2 separate regions of the Homo sapiens genome follow, and region 1 is linked to region 2. Evidence: chromatin contacts called from ENCODE Hi-C data. All regions are on one chromosome and are shown on one strand. Each heading gives the region's core, a stretch centred on a gene start or an enhancer-like site at or near the end of the contact. The rest is flanking DNA. Distances are from core to core; before and after follow the strand shown.

Region 1 (5,774 bases), core at 1,302-3,801, 440 kb before region 2:
CAGGGTCTGGCTCAGGGGTTCCATGGAGCCCCAGGGTGGGCTTTACCCGCCAAGATTCTGACTTACCTGATCTGGGGAGAGTCTGGAATGTGGCTGTTCTTTTTAAGCTCCCCAAATGATTCTAGTGTGAGTCAAAGTTGAGAACCACTGCCCTGAATCTTTATCTTTGAATCCTGAAAACTTTCTAAAAGGAAAACGATCCCAGAACCTTCAGAGTTTCTGTCCATTCGAATCTAGTACTAGTATACCTCGTTTGAAATTAACCTCATCTAGCGCCATCTAAGCTCAGAAAATGAAGCCATTGTGGGATCATTTGCCAAAGGACTTGTTGACATCTGTTTTTATTCTTTTTTATTTTATTTCATTTTTCTTTTATTTCCTTTTTTGTTTCTTAATCCGAGTGAACTCATAAAGTCTGTTTTTAAGTGGTACTTAAGCAGTTAAAATATGACTCAGTTTGACTCCATTGAAACTGCTTTAAATAATTTCCAAACAAGATGAAGTTAAGAGTAAATAAAATAGTCACGTTTGGGAGCATGAAGGAGCCGGCAGCTTTTGACGGTCTGGTGATCAGGCAGCCACGCAGGACCAGGTCTCGACTGTCCTTGGGTTTTGTGGAGCATTAAAAAGGAATAAGGAAATGGGGTGGAGGAGGTCAGCTAATTCTGGGAACAAAGCTAAGACTGCTGTGACTGGGGACTGGTGGGGTCATCAACTCTTTCTTGGGTAACTTTGGCCATGCTTTTTTTTCCTCTGCAGAGTCTGAAAAGGCTACCTGCTTTAGTTTCCTGTGGTTGCTGTAATCATTACAACAACACAAATGTAATGTCTCACTGTTCTGGAAGCCAGAAGTCCAAAACCAAGGTTTCTGCAGGGGTTTGCGCTCTAAAAGCTTGGGGGGAGGATCTTTCCTACCTCCTCCAGCTTCTGGTGGCTCCAGGTGTTTCTTGGCTTGTGGCCACATCACTCCAATCTCTGTCTCTGTCTTTGCGTGGTCTTCTTGCCTGTGTCTCTGTGTCTTCTCCTCTTCTCTTACAAGGACACTTGTCATTGGATTTAGGACCCACTTGGATGATTCAGGGTGATTTCACCTCAAGATCTTAATTGTATCTGCAAAGACTCTGTTTCCAAATAAGGTCACATTCTGCATTTCTGAGACATGGACATCTTTTGAGAGGGTCATAATTCAGCCCACTCCACCACCTTTGCTCAAAGGATGCTTCTGCATTTAACTTAGATTCAGCATCCTGATTCCACAAGTGTACTTTGGCCTAGCTCTGGATTTCAGATTTGGCAGGGCCGAGGTCCTTGAACCCCAGTGCCCGGGTCAGCAGAGATCATTTACCATGCAGATTCTGAGGGAGTAAGTCTGGGCAGAGCTCAAGGTTCTGCATTTCCAACAAGCTCCCAGGTGATGCCAACAAAGCTGCTGGCCAGGAACCTCCCTCTGAGCAACACGTCTGGTGACTATGGGAAATATCCAGGTCCCACCCTGGTGATCCTGATCCAGAGGCCCATTCTTTCCAGGCAGCTTTCAGATCCCATTCTGAACCGGGGCCGGCAGCCCCTGCCCTGTGCTCAGGAGCAAGGCCTGCAGGCCAGGAATGAGCCAAGCCAGCCTGAGCCCCTAGCCACCTCCTAAGAAGGGTGTTTCCCAGTCCTGAAGTTTGGCTGGGAATTCCAATAGAATCCGTGACCTTTCAGGAAGCATCTACACTCTCCTAGCCCCCTCCCTCTTACATACCACCCCTCAGCCCTCTTTCTCTCTTGCCCTCTGATAAGTTCCCCCTTGGGTCCTCAGACAAGCCACAGGGCCCTGCCAGCTGCCTCCTGGCTGGATGCAACCCAACCTCACCGCATGGTGGGGATGGCCCAGGTGAGGGCACAGAAGGCCCACCTCTGTCTAGCCAGGCCCCACGTCAGCAGGGCTGCCAGCACAGGGACAGCGAGACCAGCTGGGGAACTGGTTATTTCAAGTGGCTCCCAACAAATCATGTCATTTCCTCAGCTGTGAAGACTGACAGCCCTCAGCACTGTGGCAAATGCAAGCCACTCTTTCCAATGATCAGTGTGAGAGGAAGAAAGGGAGACCCCATGGGGGAGAGGAGGCCTCCCCTGCCAGCCTGCATGGGGCTGAGCAGTGGGGCAGGGACAGAGGTGATGCGACCACAGCTGAGTGACTCAGCCAGGGTCTGCTCTCTCACATATGGTGGCCAGGACCCAAGATCCCACCTGTGGCAGGTGTCCCTGAGGGCAGTTGACACCTCAAAATAAAACTTGAGATTGCTCATGCAACCGTGAAAAGGAAACAATTTATTACCATAAAAGAGCCATTTAATGTGAGACCCCAATAGCCTCTGGCTGTCTGTCATCCTGATCTGACGTGAAATGGATTTGATATTATCTGCAAACAACCACACATTCCTTCAGAAGAAAGTCACCTCCACAGAGGATACATGACTTGTTTGTTTGTGGTTGGCTATGGCTTTGACTTTCCCCGCCACGCTGTTTGCCTTGGTTAATGACCAGCCGGAAGTGCCCTGCCTCCTGTTTGGCTGATGAAAACGCTGACCTTTTCAGGAATGATTCCAAACCAGGCATCTGTGGATGACTTACCTCATCCCTTTCATTGCTCCCCACCACACTGCATTCCCCATAAAGGAAGTAGCTATTTTAGGCAAGGGAAAATGAGATGGTGGGACTTTCCCCAAAAGCAGGCTTGTGCCTGATGCAGGGTGGAGGAGCCCCACGCCCTGTGGAAGGACAAACACAGCGTCATCCACAGACGTTGCCCATGGGTCCAGTCCATCCATCGGTGACTTATGGGCAAAAGGGAAGGAAGGAAAGGAAAGAAGATTGGTGAGCAGTGTTCTTTGCTATTAGGCAGAACTGGCCCAGTGGGTGGCAGTCACAGAAGGGGCGGAGACCAGCTCCGCAAAAAGAGTTACTTCTCCAAGTAGTGAGCATCCTGTCACAGAGGTTATATGAGCAGGGGCAGGATGAGGAGACTGTTTTTATTTACACTCTGATAGGAGGAGTAGAAGTGGACCCAGACCTTGAGGAGCCTAAAATTTTTCTGCAGAGGCAGGCGGGACCTGATATGGCAAGTGAACATCAAGGCCTGCCTTGCCTCACAGGGCAGCTGGGGACCAACCCATACGAATCCAACATGCGGAGGAAGCCAGAGCCGGAGCAGGAGGCAGAGACCTGAGGATGGGCTGGAGCCTGTGTGCGGGGCTTTCTGTCACTTGCAGAGTCCTGGCTGGTACACTGAGGAGCACTAGCTTGTATGGCATTCTTTCCATGATTGGAGTTCAACGATGGGAGACCAGGGAGATGGAGTAGTTTGAGCTCCTGGGGAATGATAACATCTGGATCCTGAGAGGGGAGGAAAAGCAAACGCCAGCAATGACATAGGATCAGAAAGGTGCTCAGCATGGGGCTGTCTGTGGGAGGGGCCCAGGTGCTGGCACCTACGTGACTGAGGGCTTGTGGGAGGGGGAGGGAAACTGCTTTGCAACAGCAGGGGACCCAGGTGGGGTATGTGTGGGGTATGTCCCAGTCACCTCAGGGAAGGGGGGCATTGAAGGGTGTGCTCAGGATCCACCTCTTCCCCGAGTTCTCCCTTGATGCAAGCAGCCTAGGATCAGACTTCCTTGAATTCTAGCTCATCTGCCAGGGAGGCACTACTTCAGCCAGAAGACCGCCTGGAGGACTTCATGGGGCTTCAGAACCCAGGGCACTCCTGCCACATGTTATCAATGACTTTGCAGTATTGTGATAGTGTGTGATACCACCCGTCATATGCAGTAACAAGGAGGGAGACTGACCGAACTTTGAAGGCATCCTTCCTGTTAGAATTTCAACTACCTCCATATCTAGTACAGGAGAGGGAAGTAAATGCAGTGGAAATCTGATTTTTTTTTTCACTCTGTTCCCCAGGCTGGAGGGCAGTGGCACAATCTCGGCTCACTGCAACCTCCGTCTCCTAGGTTCAAACGATTCTCCTACCTCAGCCTCCCGGGTAGCTGGGATTACAGGCATGTGCCACCATGCCCGGCTAATTTTGTATTTTTAGTAGAGATGAGGTTTCTCCATGTTGGTCAGGCTGGTCTCGAACTCCTGACCTCAGGTGATCCATCCGCCTTGGCCTCCCAAAGTGCTGGGATTACAGGCATGAGCCACCACACCTAGTCCCTGATTTTGTTTTATCGGCAAATTCACTGTTGAGGGTTGGAGCAGCCTGTGATATCCGTGTGAGTCCATTTGTGAAACTGAAACTTTGTAACAAGAACTAAGATAGTTATTGAGAAGTGCTTTGAAAATGATCCAAGGAAGCTTTCCAAAGTGACTCTGTCCCTGGGAAGGGAGGAAGGGACCACAATATGCCTGTATCAGATTTCTACTGCTGTGTAACAAATGACCCCAAAACTTAGTGGCTTGAAACAACAATGAACATTTATTATTTCATAGTTTCTGTGGGTCAGGAATTCAGGAGTGGCTTAGCTGGGTGGTTCTGGCTCAGGGATTTCATGGGGTTGCAGTCAGGGTATCAGCTGGGGTTGTGTCATTAGAGGCTGAACTGGGGCTGGAGGATTTACCTCTGAGGTGGTGCACCCACATGCCTGGCAGGTTGGTGCTGGCTGTTGGTGGGAGGCCTCAGTTTCCCACCACATGGACTCCTCTACAGAGCTGCTTAAGTGTCCTTACAACATGGCAGTTGGCTGCTCCCGAGGAAGTGATTCAAGGAGAGCAAGGCAGGAACCATGTCTTTTATGGCCTAGCCTTGGACATCATTTCTGCAGTCCTACTGGTTGCCAGATGGGTCCTATTCAGTGAAGAGGGGACTCTCCAGGATGTGACTACTGGGGCTCACTGGGCAGCATCTCAGAGCTGCCACCATGCTGCTGCGTGGTTGGCCCATCTGGAACACTTAGTCTTCAGTCACTTGGTTTGATTCAAGAACAAAGAGTTAGAAACTCTTCACCTTTTGAATGCAAGGAAGTAGGCTGACCCCTCAAAGTGTGCCAGACAAGCCATTTTAAGCATAGTTGGGTGAGATGCAAAGAGGAAGCCTGCATATTCGCTGCTTACGTGAAATGTTTGGCGCCTACTCATGCTTTCTATCCACAGAGTCTCACTGATAGTTTGTCAGCCTTGCATCCCATCTGCCCCATGTGGGTCCTGTGAAGCTGCTGGTCAACCTATCCCCTGGCTTTGGGGGAATGCAACCCATGTCTGGCCAACTGTGGTGCCCCATTTCCCAGTCTAGAGTTGTTGGTCCAAGAGGAGGCTCTCTCTTACTCTGAAATCATGAGCTGAGGGTTTACTGTGTATGCCTGAAGCTATCAGACAATGAAGAAAGAAGAGAGAGAAAGAGAGAGATTTGAGCACCTGGGTCCAGCTATGACTGAAGCTAGCAAGACACCCATCTTTGTTCTCTGAAATTATGTAAGAAAGTAAACTCCCTTTTTGGAATTTTGCTTGTTTACTTTTGCTTAAGTTAACTTGAGCTGGAATTTCATCATCACAATTAAAAACATCCTAACAACTTATCCCTTGAAAATCATGTGCTTTGCGCCCAGCCAGCCGCCCCGTCAGGGAGGGAGGTGGGGGGGTCAGCCCCCCGCCAGGCCAGCCGCCCCGTCCGGGAGGGAGGTCGGGGCGTCAGCCTCCAGCCCGGCCAGCCGCCCCGTCCGGGAGGTGAGGGGCGCCTCTGCCTGGCCACCCCTACTGGGAAGTGAGGAGCCCCTCTGCCCGGCCAGCGGCCCCGT
Region 2 (5,010 bases), core at 72-2,571:
TGGCTGGCAGAGCAGGCTGCCCAAGGGAGCCAGGAGAGGGGAGGACGGAAGGGGTGGGAGCCGTCTTCTCCAAGGCTGCTGTAATGCTGACCTAGAGAAGACCCCCAGAGTGGGGCATGTCCCACACTCAGCTGGCCCTGCTCCTGCCACCAGGCCTGGCACACATCGGATGCTCCCTGAGTCATGTCGAGGAAGGAATGTCTAACACTTGAAAATATTCTAGAGCCATAAAGATAGTCCTGGTTGGACCCAGACCAAACCTCAAATTGGTCCCAAGGAAGATTTCACAACTTCCTTTGAGAGATGCCTCTCAGTGTCGCCTGGCGCGATTCAGGAAGTCCTTCTTGAGAGCTAACCTAAATCCTTCCTGCTCGCCCTCCTCATGCTTGGGAGAGGAGGCAGCAAGGAGGGGGGGACAGGTGGGCCTCTCGCCTCAGAGCCCATATGAGGTCCCGAGAAGGTGAGGCTGGGCCCTGACTCAGCTTCAGCACACACTATTTCCATTCCCTTCCCGTGACTCAACAGGGGAGGGGCCCGGGGGCCACTCACCTCTGTCTTCTCAACCTGCAACTCCCCCCACCCCTTCCTGGATTCCTGTGACGCAGGAATCCCTCTGGTCTGTGTGGAGGAACCCAGAGCAACTTGAGCCAGAAGTGGATGTCCAAGCCGGCATGAGTCACCCCTCAAAATCAGGACCAGTGAGGGCCTGAAGAGGCCACACAGCCTCCGGCAGCCTGGCCGCCGCTCACTTCTCTGGGAAAGTGGCCTGGAGCTCGCATGGCATCTGGGCCCAGCCTCTGCCTCTGACCTGCACTGACCCCTGTGTCACCCGCCTCCAGGGTGACCCTCCTCCTGGCATTCAGACAGCTCCACTCACTGCTTCGCACAAACCTGTGCCACCCTGGTTCAAACATTAACCAGCTGTGTGACTTTTTAGAAGCCCTTCCCATGTTTAAAAACCAAGCTGGGAGGATGCTGCACCACTGCCATCATGGTTCTCACTGAACCGTCGCAGGAAAAAGCATTTCTTGCGCCATGGCTGTGTGCAGAACAGGCTTCCCACGGCTGAGTCCCCAAGCCCCCCACAGACGCTGCCAATGAAATGCCGTCAGCCTCAAGCATGGTTCTTGGTACCCAGCCCTGGTAAAACCACGTGTCTCAGGCCTTCTGAACCACAGTGCCCAGAACTCTGGCTGGGCTTTGTCCCAGAGGACAAGACTGGCCAACCCCCTGCTGAGCTGGAAGAATAGCTCCCTCAGCTGGCAGGGACCTGCCCCTGTTGCAATTTGGACTGAGTAAATGCTGACAGGAGGAGACTGCGTGTCAGGCCAGGATAGACAGAGGCAAACTCTGTACCCTCAGAGAGCTTAGAAGCTAGGGTTGGAAAGCATGGGAAAGGGTCAGACACCCAAGAGAAACAAGTGCTGATGTCCACCAAAAGAAAACTTACTGCATTCTATAAACTAAAAACAAACAAATGTTCTCCTGCATTGCATAGCAGAGGAAAAGACCAAATGACTCTTCCATGCAACAAGTTAGATGAATCTCGCAGATAAAGTCAGACAAAAGAATCCAGACGCAAAAGAGCATGCACAGTATGGAGGTCAAAAACAGGCAAGGTTGGGTGCGGTGGCTCACGCCTGTAGTCCCAACACTTTGGGAGGCTGAGGCAGGTGGATTACGAGGTCAGGAGATCGAGACCATCCTGGCTAACACAGTGAAACCCCTTCTCTACTAAATATACAAAAAATTAGCCGGGCGGGGCGGCGGGCGCCTGTAGTCCCAGCTACTCACGCGCTGAGGCAGGAGAATGGCGTGAACCCGGGAGGCAGAGCTTGCAGTGAGCCGAGATGGTGCCACGGCACTCCAGCCTGTGTGACAGAGCGAGACTCCGTCTCAAAAAAAAAAAACAAAAAAAAAACAGGCAAAAGTCATCTATGGAGACAGAAGTCCTGGTGGTGGTTTCTTGGTGGGGCTGGTGGAGGATGGGGTTATTGACGGGAAGGAGGCACCAGGGAGCTTTCTGGGGTCCTGGAAATGTTCCATGTCTTCATCTGGGGTGTGATGACGGGGTGGACACATTTGTTAAAAGGCATTGATTTGCACACCAACATTTGTGTACTTTGCTGTAAATTTTCCCACACTTTAAGAAGAAGAGGAGGGAAGAAGAACCCTTGGGGAGACCAGCTGGGACCCCCTGCTGCTGACTCGCGGGCGTTGCTTCGTGCCCCATGATTGTCAAGCCATTGAGGCCTCCTGGCAGCCTGGTAGACCTAGAACTATCTATGCCAATAAGACACAGATTGTTGGCTCCACCACCAGTTTCTGAATCAGGAGGTCTAGGGGGGCCTTGGAATTCACATTTCCTGCAGCCTGCAGGCCATGCTGGGGCTCTGGCCCAGGAACTGTGCTTTAGAAGAGACGGTAGAACATGGTACTGGCTACAGAATGTGCTGTGAGATCCCTCCAAGCTGGGAAGGACCCAGGTAAGTTCACAGAGGAGGTGCCCTTGAAAGATCAGTAAGATCTGAAAACGCCCAAATAAGCAGGAACTGCTGGTTCCAGGGAGGGAAGTCAGTGTGAGGCAAAGTAGAGAGGCTGGGAAGTGCAGCGAACGGCATTCCAGCCCTCAGGAGGGCAGGGCTGGCAGACAGATGTCTGAGTCCATTTCGTGCTGCTATAACAGAATACCTGAGACTGGGTCATTTATAATAATCAGACATTTATGTGGCTCATAATTCTGGAGGCTGGGAAGCCCAAGGGCATGGTGCTGGCCTGAGCCCAGCATTTGGTGAGGGCCTTCTTGCTGCCTCATCCCATGGTGGAAATCAGGAGGGTAAGAGACCAAACTCACAGTCTCAAGGCCTTTTATAATCAGCATTAACCCATGCGTGACGGTGGGCACCTTATAACCTAAACACCTCCTATTAGGCCCCAGCTCCCAATACCATTGCACCGGGGATTAAGTGTTGAATACACGCCTTTTGGGGGACACATGCAACCCACAGAAAGAGGACATTGAGGCTTCTGCTTAGAAGGTTTTGTTCTGCATGATAAAGCTTGAAAATAGGAGGAAGCTCCAGAAAAATGGCCCTCCCCCACCCCTACCAGGGGATTATGTTCCAAAGTCAGAAAGTGAGGCACAAACCACATGTGGTCATTTACCTGTGACAACCTGTGATTGGCCTATGAAGGTAGATAGCCTAGCTCAGTGCTAAAGGGCCGGAGCAGATGCTGAGTTCACTGGCTGAGTGCCAGGTAAAGCCATCCGTGTGCACTGAGTGCTCATATTGGATGACAAACCTGGACAAAGAGCCCTCCAGCCCTTCCCTGTAACAAGCAGGAGCCGGGGCAGAAGGGCAGAGGTGCAGCACAGCTGGGTCTAATGTGGGGAGCAATGTGGGGCAGGGGCAGGGCCAGGGCCAGGAAAGGGGCCTGCAGCTGTTGGTAGGCTAGCGGGTAAACAAACCCATTACAGTGGAGGTGTGCTGCTGACCGCCTTTCCTACAAGCTCATGGGCCGCCTTCACAGCACTTCCCCTGCTGCTTTTTCAGTGTAATCTTACAGCTATTCTGTCAAGACACCATGTTAAACACTAGTGGAAAAGTCACTGTGCAGAATTACCATATAATCTAGTAATTCCGCTTTTGGGTATATACCAAAAAATACCCCAAAAATAATTGAGATCAGGGTCTCCAACAGATGTTTGTTCACCCATGTTTATAGCAGCATTCTTTTTTTTTTGAGACGGAGTCTCACTCTGTTGCCTAGGCTGGAGCGCAGTGGCGTGATCTCAGCTCACTATAGCAGCATTCTTTACAACAACGAAAAGGTGGAAGCCACCCAAATGACCATCGATAAACAAAAATGTGGTCTGTGCGTACAATGAAATATTATTCAGTCTTACAAAGGAAGGAAATTCTGGCACATGCTACAATATGGAAGAACGTGAGGGCGTAATATTCCGTGAAAAGACAAACTCTATATGATTCCACTTATACGAGCTAAGGGAAGGGGAATGGGGAGTTACTGTTTACTGTTCATTGGAGACAGTTTCAATTTGAGGAAGATGAAAAAGTTCTTTTTTTTTTTTTTTAAGAGACGGAGTCTCGCTCTGTCGCCCAGGCTAGAGTGCAGTGGCCCTATCTCGGCTCACTGCAAGCTCCGCCTCCTGGGTTCACGCCATTCTCCTGCCTCAGCGTCTGAGTAGCTGGGACTACAGGCGCCCGCCACCACGCCCGCCTAATTTTTTGTATTTTTAGCAGAGACGGGGTTTCACCGTGTTAGCCAGGATGGCCTCGATCTCCTGACCTTGTGATCTGCCCACCTTGGCCTCCCAAAGCATTGAGATTACAGGCGTGAGCCACCGCACCCGGCGAAAAAGTTCTTGAGATGGACGATGGTAATGGTTGCACAACAATGAGACTGTGCTTAGTGCCACTGAACTGTGCATTTCACGATGGTCAAGATGGTAAGTTTTATGTGGACAAAAAGAACACGCTATGTGTGGAGGGGTGCAGTGGCTGGAACCCCAGCACTTTGGGAGGCTGAGACAGGCGGATTACTTGAGGTCAGGAGTTCGAGAGCAGTCTGGCCAATGTGGTGAAACCCCGTCTCTACTAAAAATACAAAAATTAGCCAGGCGTGGTGGCGCACGCCTGTAATACCAGCTACTTGGGAGGCTGAGGTGGGAGAATTGCTTCAACCTGGGAGGTGGAGGTTGCAGTGAGCCGAGATTGTGCCATTGCAGTCCAGCCTGGGCGAAGAGTGAGACTCCGCCTCAGGAAAAAAAAAAAAAAAAAAAAAGAACATGCTATGTTTGTATTTAGGATCTAGGTTTAGCTACGTCTAACAACAGTGGCTTTAACAAGACAGAGGTTCATTTCTCCAGCACACTGTCTAGGGGTGGCAGGGCAGTTCAGGGCTGCGGTGGCAACTCTGCTCCATGCAGTTATTCAGGGATCCACCCTTCTCTCTCCCATCCCTAGGGTGTTTCTCTTGTCCATGTAG

What was found. Hi-C counts contacts between places; a loop is a spot of excess contacts on that map. Pooled maps may share reads with other maps.
Region 1: a map with no recorded cell type shows a loop between it and region 2 (4-fold over the local background). The contact joins two enhancer-like sites. A Hi-C loop is called at or near these places in 3 of 37 single-sample maps with no recorded cell type and 6 of 50 pooled maps.

The regions. Positions count from the first base shown.
Region 1 is chr17:17,443,113-17,448,886 of GRCh38, reverse strand. No RefSeq gene overlaps it. Among named protein-coding and RNA genes, the nearest start is that of MED9, 31 kb to the left of the region's middle. RefSeq lists an enhancer at 1,895-3,094. Within about 2 kb of position 2,551, at least 13 of the 41 ENCODE cell types and tissues checked have a DNase peak (open chromatin) inside an H3K27ac peak, as active enhancers do.
Region 2 is chr17:17,006,427-17,011,436 of GRCh38, reverse strand. No RefSeq gene overlaps it. Among named protein-coding and RNA genes, the nearest start is that of LINC02090, 21 kb to the right of the region's middle. RefSeq lists an enhancer at 1-349. Within about 2 kb of position 1,321, at least 11 of the 41 ENCODE cell types and tissues checked have a DNase peak (open chromatin) inside an H3K27ac peak, as active enhancers do.